Regions from separate parts of the Homo sapiens genome. Here region 2 is linked to region 1. A link is a loop called in an ENCODE intact Hi-C map of the cell type or tissue named here. Cell type or tissue: mesothelial cell of epicardium. All regions are shown on one strand. Links, peaks and the distances in the headings refer to the core of each region. The heading gives the core; the rest is flanking DNA. Region 1 overlaps RNFT2 (ring finger protein, transmembrane 2). Region 2 has its middle 24 kb from the start of LINC03088.

The links. Peaks named below come from ENCODE experiments on the same cell type or tissue, not always from the same donor. Only the 100,000 strongest peaks of a DNase experiment are listed, where the experiment ranks them.
Region 2: it touches region 1 in a loop (19-fold over the local background); 1 of 110 quality-filtered maps calls a loop at or near these places.

Annotation. Positions count from the first base shown.
Region 1 is chr12:116,757,432-116,761,819 of GRCh38, reverse strand. The region is part of intron 5 of RNFT2 (ring finger protein, transmembrane 2); the gene reads right to left. Among named protein-coding and RNA genes, the nearest start is that of RNFT2, 21 kb to the right of the region's middle. RefSeq lists enhancers at 890-2,089, 1,615-2,199. In mesothelial cell of epicardium, for the core only: no CTCF peak of the experiment used is centred there; DNase peaks (open chromatin) are centred at 1,285 and 1,948.
Region 2 is chr12:116,635,779-116,640,166 of GRCh38, reverse strand. No RefSeq gene overlaps it. Among named protein-coding and RNA genes, the nearest start is that of LINC03088, 24 kb to the left of the region's middle. In mesothelial cell of epicardium, for the core only: no CTCF peak of the experiment used is centred there; no DNase peak of the experiment used is centred there.

The sequences.
Region 1 (4,388 bases), core at 241-4,240:
CCTAATTGAGGGTCTGCAGGTGGGTGGAGGAGCAGGGATTTGAACCTGGAATGAGCACGGGCTCAACTACCCAGGTGCAAATCATGATGCCATCACTTGCACTGGCTGTGTGACCTCAGGTAAGGAACTTAGTGTCTCTGAGCCACTGTTTCCTCAGTGGGAAAATGACAGAAAAATGATTTTGTTTCCCTCCCAGGTTGCTGGGATGAACCTGCTGAGATGAGCAATGGGCTCAGTACTGTGCCGGGCACGCAGTTAGTGCTCAGCAGACACAGAGGACATGCAGGAGGATGGTGGTGAAGCTCTATGTCCACCCAGCAGCATAAGAGGAATGGCCATAAGCATGAAGGTGGAATGAAAGTAACCTAATGGGGCCAGGCATGGTGGCTCACGCCTGTAAACCCAGCACTTTTGGAGGCCAAGGTGTGCGGATTACCGGAGGTCAGGAGTTTGAGACCAGCCTGGCCAACATGGTGAAACCCCGTCTCTACTAAAAATACAAAATTAGCTAGGCGTGGTGGTGTGTGTCTGTAGTCCCAGCTACTGGGGAGACTGAGGCAGAGGAATTGCTTGAACCTGGGAGGCAGAGGTTACAGTGCGCCAAGATCATGCCACTGCACTCCAGTCTGGGCAACAGAGCAAGATTCCGTCTCAAAAAGAAAAAAACAAAAAATGAAAGTGAGCTAATGAGCTGAATGTCTGCGGCGTAAAGGGACTGGGCTAGGTGTACGTGGAGGAGATGCTGCTGTTGGAGGGGAGAAAGAAGGAACATTCAGGGATCTACCCAGGGGTGATAGACCGAAGAATGGCCTCCCTAGGAGGCTGAGGTCAGAGGATTGCTTGAATCCGGGAGTTGGAGGCTACAATGAGCTATGGTCATGCCACTGCACTGCAGCCTGGACAACAGAGCAAGACTCTGTCTCTAAAAATTATGAAATAAAAGAAGAGGTTTTGGTGAGATCATGGCGGATGGGAGGCAGGACTAGATTGCAGCTCCAGAGAGAGCAGCGGGCGGCAGCTCGCATTGTGAATTTTAGCACCAGATTGACTGCAAGGACAAACCAGCAATCCCGAGAGGACCCACAGACTCTCTGAAGGAAACGGACTGCTCCTGCAGGACCCAGGAGAGCCCCCCAAAACTGCGAATGCCCCAACTGCGGAAGTGGGAAAGGGAGACCCTCCTCTCCCGAACACTCACCCTCACGGGGGAAGCTGAAGGTCTGTTTGCAGGAGAAGTTTCCAACTTTATCTGGCGCTGAGTCAATTTGGAAAGCCAAGCAAAATACAGGCGTAGAGGAAGCAGCAGCAAGGCCCTGGGAGCTCACTGGGTCCCCCAGCAGCCCATTCCTGTCTGGCACCACGGGGATCCAATGGGTAGGAGCAAGGGCTAAAACTCCACAGGGAGAAGCAAATCTCTAGCTGAACTGTGTAACAATTTGAACAGGGTAAGAAGCCTCCTGGCCAGAACTCAGGGGAGGGTGCAAATCCAGTGTGCAGACTCCACAGCGGCGGCACGAACTAAACCCTCTTCTTTGGCAGCTGGGAGGCGGATAGTCTGGGGCAGGTTTTCAAGCCCCTATCGCTCTCCACCTGGAAATGGTCTGGGGGCTGTTGTGGTGGGCATGGTGGGAGTGAGACCGGCCCTTCGTTTTGCAGGGGAGCTGGGTGAGGCCTGTGACTGCCAGCTTTCCCCCACTTCCCTGACAACCTGCATGACTCAGCAGAAGCAACCATAATCCTCCTTGGTACACAACACCAGTGACCTGGGAATGTCATCTACTTAACCCATAGCAAGACCCGCCCAAGGAGAGTGAGAGGTCAGAAACGCCTAGCCTCACCCCAACCCGATGGTCCTTCCCTCCTACCCACCCTGGTAGCGGAAGACAAAGGCCATAGAAACTCGAGAGTTCTAGAGCTCCACGGGTTCCTCGCCACGCTACCACAGCTGATGCTCTCTGGAAAGCGCCACCTCCTGGCAGGAGGCCAACCAGCACAAAAATAGCGCATTAAACCACCAAAGCTAAGAACCCTCACGGAGTCCATTGCACCCTCCACCACCTCCATGGCAACAGGCACTGGTATCCATGGCTGAGAGACCCATAGACAGTTCACATCACAGGACTCTGTGCAGACAACCCCCAGTACCAGCCTGGAGCCAGGTAGACTCGCTGGGTGGCTAGACCCAGAAGACAGACAACAATCACTGCAGTTTGGCTCACAGGAAGCCACATCCATAGGAAAAGGGGGAAGAGTACCAAAAAGAGGGAAAACCCCCTGGGACAAAAGAATCTGAACAACAGCCTTCAGCCCTAGACCTTCCGTCTGACGGAGTCTACCCAAATGAGAAGGAACCAGAAAACCATCCCTGGTAATATGACAAAACAAGGCTCTTCAACACTCCCCCAAAATCACACTAGTTCACCAGCAATGGATCTAAACCAAGAAGAAATCCCTGATTTACCTGAAAAAGAATTCAGAAAGTTAGTTATTAAGCTAATCAGGGAGGGACCAGAGAAAGGCAAAGCCCAGTGCAACGAATTCCAAAATATGATACAAGAAGTGAAGGGAGAAATATTCAAGGAAATAGATAGCTTAAAGAAAAAACTATTAAAAATTCAGGAAACTTTGGACACATTTTTAGAAATGCGAAATGCTCTGGAAAGTCTCGGCAATAGAATTGAACAAGTAGAAGAAAGAAATTCAGAGCTCGAAGACAAGGTCTTTGAATTAACCCAATCCAACAAAGACAAAGAAAAGGGAATAAGAAAATATGAACAAAGCCTCCAAGAAGTCTGGGATTATGTTAAATGACCAAACCTAAGAATAATCAGTGTTCCTGAAGAAGAGAATTCTGAAAGCTTGGAAAACATATTTGGGGGAATAATCGAGGAAAACGTCCCCGGCCTTGCTAGAGACCTAGACATCCAAATACAAGAAGCACAAAGAACACCCGGGAAATTCATCGCAAAAAGGTCTTTGCCTAGGCACACTGTCATCAGGTTATCCAAAGTTAAAACGAAGGAAACAATCTTAAGAGCTGTGAGACAGAAGCACCAGCTAACCTATAAAGGAAAACCCATCAGATTAACAGCAGATTTCTCAGCAGAAACCCTACAAGCTAGAAGGGATTGGGGCCCTATCTTCAGCCTCCTCAAACAAAACAATGATTAGCCAAGAATTTTGTATCCAGTGAAACTAACAATCATATATGAAGGAAAGATACAGTATTTTCAGACAAACAAATGCTAAGAGAATTCACCCATTACCAAGAATTTGCCATTACCAAGTCACCACTATAAGAACTGCTAAAAGGAGCTCTAAATCTTGAAACAAATCCTGGAAACACATCACAACAGACCCTCTTTAAAGCATAAATCACACAGGACCATAAAACAAAAATACAAGTTAAAAAGCAAAAACAAAAAATGAAAAAACCAAAGTACACAGGCAACAAAGAGCATGATGAATGCAATGGTACCTCACATTTCAATACTAACATTGAATGTAAGTGGCCTAAATGCTCCACTTAAAAGACACAGAATCACAGAATAGATAAGAACTCACCAACCAACCATCTGCTGCCTTCAGGTGACTCACCTAACACATAAGGACTCACATAAACTTAAAGGGGTGGAAAAAGGCATTTCATGCAAATGGACACCAAAAGCAAGCAGGGGTAGCTATTCTTATATCAGACAAAACAAACTTTAAAGCAACAGTGGTTAAAAGAGACAAAGAGGGACATTATATAATGGTAAAAGGCCTTGTCCAACAGGAAAATATCACAATTCTAAATATATATGCACCTAACACTGGAGCTCCCACATTTATAAAACAATGACTAACAGACCTAAGAAATGAGATTGACAGCAACATAGTAATAGTAGGGGACTTCAGTATTCCACTGGCAGCACTAGACAGGTCATCAAGACAGAAAGTCAACAAAGAAACAATGGATTTAAACTATACCTTGGAACAAATGGATTTAACAGATACATACAGAACATTTCATCTGACAACCGCAGAATACACATTCTATTCAACAGCGCATGGAACTTTCTCCAAGATAGACTATATGATAGGCCACAAAACGAGCCTCAATAAATTTAAGAAAATTGAAATTATATCAAGTACTCTCTCAGACCACGGCAGAATAAAACTGGAAATCAACTCCCAAAGGAACCTTCAAAACCATGCAAACACATGGAAATTAAATAACCTGCTCCTGAATGAGCATTGGATCAAAAATGACATCAAGATGGAAATTAAAAAATTCTTCAAACTGAATGACAATAATGACACAACCTATCAAAACCTCTGGGATATGGCAAAGGTGGTGCTAATAGGAAAGCTCATAGCCCTAAATGCTTACATCAAAAAGACTGAAA
Region 2 (4,388 bases), core at 238-4,237, 120 kb after region 1:
AGCAGTTCCAGCTTTATGATTGACACTGGATAACAGCTATTTCAAGTAGGACAATATTCTGCAAATCCATTGGTATTGTCTATCCTGACTCTTGCTGTTGATTATTGAGTCAATGGCTCCTGTTGGCTTCAGGGATCTTAGCGTGTTGATTGGGACCTGGTTGAGTCATGACAAAGTGATAAATTGCATGCTTATTTCCTCTTGTGATTCTGTGGCTCTTTGGAAAGGACTAACCTTCTGGTGTGCCCAATAAAATCCTCTTTGATGTGCCAAATATGGACCTTTGAACTTTTAAGGAATTTTAAGTGGGGAAAATTAGTATCTGCCCATATTGAAGCAAGCACAGCCTTCGTATTTTTTCCTCATTGTGGACATTAGCGGCAGGAAACGCTCTTGATTCTTGGCCATATCATTTCTCTCCCCCGTCTAATCATTTAGCTCTCACATTCTGAAACGGGCATAAATTGCCCCTTGTTAAGTACAATAAACTAAAATGTGAATGCATGTGAGACGTACAATGACTTTGAAAGAGAAAGCCAATAGGAACCAGTTCCCATTGCCAAGGTCAAGTCAGAAGTGGCTAGACATTTCTTTCTTTCTTTTAATACTGTTGGAATGCAGTAGATCTCAGCGGGTCTGAAGACAGCATTTTCCAGTGTGAGATCCTGGGACACCAGTTTCCTAAGATGAATAATAGGCATTAAGTGGAAAGAGTTCTGTCGTCATGTAGGGTTTGCCATTCAAGTGAATTATAAACCTCAGGGGAGATGTTCTGTTGGGATTTCTAAGGGGAGATGTTCTGTTGGGATTTCTAAGGGGAGATGTTCTGTTGGGATTTCCAAACTTACTTAGAGGTTGAACACTCATTCGGGTTTTCCATTTATGAAGGGCTGTGTTGAAAGAATTCTTTGACTTGAGAAAGTAGGCATATGTCTGTTGGCACATTTGTGGCACCAATCCACAAAGGGACACATCTCCACATTTGAGTCACAAGTACACATCTTTGGGTCAGTCAGGTGCGGTGGCTCACGTCTGTAACCCCAGCACTTTGGAGGCTGAGGCAGGCGAATCACCTGAGGTCAGGAGTTCAAGACCAGCCTGGCCAACATGGTGAAACCCCGTCTCTACTAAAAATACAAAAATTAGCCAGGTGTGGTAGTGCATGCCTGTAATCCCAGCTACTTGGGAGGCTGAGGCAGGAGAATTGCTTGAACCCAGGAGGTGGAGGGTGTAGTGAGCCGAGATTGCGCCTCTGCATTCCAGACTTCAGGCTGGGTGACAGAGTGAGACCCTGTCTCAAAAAAAAAAAAAAAGTAGGATTATTTGCTAATCCCTTTATAGCCTATCAATACTATTCTCAATCTGAAGCCCTAGAAGTGGCCTCAGATACTTCAGTAACAAGTTTATATCTAGTAAATGGATAAAAGGAGGAAATTGATATTTCTTAATTATCCCCCACGGGATGGGTGCATTGTGTATTGTATCCTATTTAAACTTCACAATAACCCTGCTGAAGCGAGTGTTATTACCTTCAGTTCATAAACAAGGACACTGCAGCTCAGAAAGGCTAAGCAGTTTGCCTAAGGTCACACAGCTTGTACATGTTCTTGAATCCAGCATCATCTGACTCCAAAGCCCCTCCTCTTTCTCATATACCATGCTGTCTCTCCTCCTTTCTTGCTAATGTGTTTTAGTTTATGCTATGAATGAGTAATCTAAAAGCTGGGTGTAGATCAAACATTTTAAATTGAATTGTATTTTCCAATTTTTCAGCATTATGATTTCAGAGATGCTTCATCCTTATTCCAAAATCATCTTTAACTGGATGGGTGTGGTGGTTCATGCCTATAATCCCAGCATTTTGGGAGGCCGAGGTGGGTGGACCACTTGATGTCAGGAGTTTGAGACCAGCCTGGCCAACGTGGTGAAACGTCATCTCTATTAAAAATACAAAAATCAGCCGGGCATGGTGGCGAGTGCCTGTAATTCCAGCTACTCAGGAGGCTGAGGAAGGAGAATTGCTTGAACCTGGGAGGTGGAGGTTGCAGTCAACCAAGATGGCACTACTGCACTCCAGCCTGGGAGACAGAGCGAGACTCCATATTTAAAAAAAAAAAAAGACAAAAAATAGTCATCCTCAACTGACAGTGGTTTTGGATGCTTGAGTTCTCCATCGCCCCACCTCTTCCCTATTCTCTATGAAGTGATGAATAATCTGAAAGCAAAATTTTGCAATGCACTGGGAAAAACGAACTCTGATTTCATTTATTTTCCAATTTCTATGCTTCCTCAAAGGAAGTGTGTCTTTTCATTTATCTGCATAATTCTGGAGAGCTTTAGAGCCAGACGGGCTCCGGCTCAAATCACTTGACCTTTGGCTAGTGATTTCATTTCTGTTTCCTGGGCCTGTAAAATGGGAACGACAGAACTCTTGGAGGCCAATTAAGGACCATGAATTTAAAGCACTTACATAGGAGTACTCTGTAATTGTTAACTTCTCTTTGACTTTAGTATTGGGGATTAAGTAATATTGGCCAATAAGATAAAAAACAAAAACAAGAATTGTCAGGGACACCATTTAAGGACTCTGAAAAGAGTTACAAAGAAACTAGCCAGCCAAGGTGGTTCACACCTGTAATCTCCGCACTTTGTGAGGCAAGGTGGGAGGATCGCTTGAGCTCAGGAGTTCAAGACCAGCTTGGGCAACATGGTGAAACCCCACCTCTACAAAAAAAAAAAAAAAAAAATTAGCCAGGCATGGTGGCACGTGCCTGTAGTCTCAGCTACTCCAGAGGCTGAGGTGGGAGCATTGCTTGAGCCCAGGAGTTTGAGGCTGCAGTGGCCATGATCACACCACTGCACGGCAGCCTGAGCAACAGAGTGAGACCCTGTCTCAACAAAAAAAAAAAAAAAGAAAAAAAGAAAAAGGAAACTAGCACCTGTCTTCTCATTGTCCTTATCAGTTTTGCTGCTCGTTTCTTTATGGCCAGTCAGTACCAATTCAGAGTACACTTGAAAATTCAAGTAAACACGAACATACATTAATATTAACTGAAGAACAAATATTTGTGGAACTCCCTTGGCCCTTCATGTTTACTTTTGCTCTGAGAAACATAGTTAGCAGAAGTAACATCAAACAAAAAAGACTATTCCCATCATCTAGGGAAAGTTATACCCCCAGCTTGCCACCATAGGCCCTCAGCTACTCACTATCCTAAATTGAGCAAGAGACACTGGCATTTAACCACAAGGTATTTTTACCTAAACATGTGTCATTTCAAAATGCTCTTCTCTTGGTATTCCCAGACCTAACTAGCGCAGCGCCTTACCCATAGTAAGGCCATTTTGTTGAATTAATGAATATTTACAGAAACATGCTCACTCCTAGTTCCCTCCATATTTAACTCCAAACGAGATGAGCAGGTTTCGTTTTGCGTCCAAAAATAGTTCGGCTCCTAGAAAATATTTTCCCAAGGAGCATGGTGGAAGATGAAGTAGCTTGACTTTGCTCAAAATAAAGCTATGCCAATATTTGTTACCCAGACTCACCAGCTCTGACCTTCAGCTGTTTGAGACAGGCGTTCATGGCTCAGTGGATAGGGCGGCAGGGTGTCTAGCTTTTGCTGAAATCTTAAATTGATTCTAGACCCTTACACAGACACACACACACACCTCAATAGTTCTCTCCTTCAGAATCATCAGTTAACCCATGTCACTCATATCTCCTAATGTAGGGTAAATAAAGAACATTTTTGATTGGGGACAGTGGCTCACACCTGTGATCCCAGCACTTTGAGAGGCTAAAGTGGGAGGATCAGTTGAGTCCAGGAATTTGAGACCAGCCTGGACAACATAGAGAGATCCCATCTCTACATAAAATTTAAAAACTAGCCAGGCAAGATGGTACACACCTGTGGTCCCAGTTAGCTACTTGGGAGGCTGAGGTGGGAGGATCGCTTGAACCCGGGAGGTCAAGGCTGCATTGAGGTATGATTGCTCCACTGCACTCCAGCCTGGGTGACAGAGCGAGACCCTGTTTTGAAACAAACAAACAAAAAGGAATTCTTTCCATTCTGTTCATGGATCCAGTACCCACTGTGTACACACTTCACAACCCACTACACTTGGCTTCTCAAAGTTTCTTCCCTGTGTCTCCCAGTCATTGACCAAGTCCAACTTCACTTTGTTCACACTGAAGCCGCAAGCTTCTCTAATCTTGCATTCTCTTGCTTTTATGAGTTATCTGGCATGCATCCCCTGGATCGTATAGATTAACCCCATTTACAGCAAATTCTGCTCAGAGCCCTGGTGAGGCAAGGCCTGGCCACTGAACTGCACAGTCTTGGAGAGAGTGCTTTGCATAAAGCCCATTAAGAAGGTGACAGCTG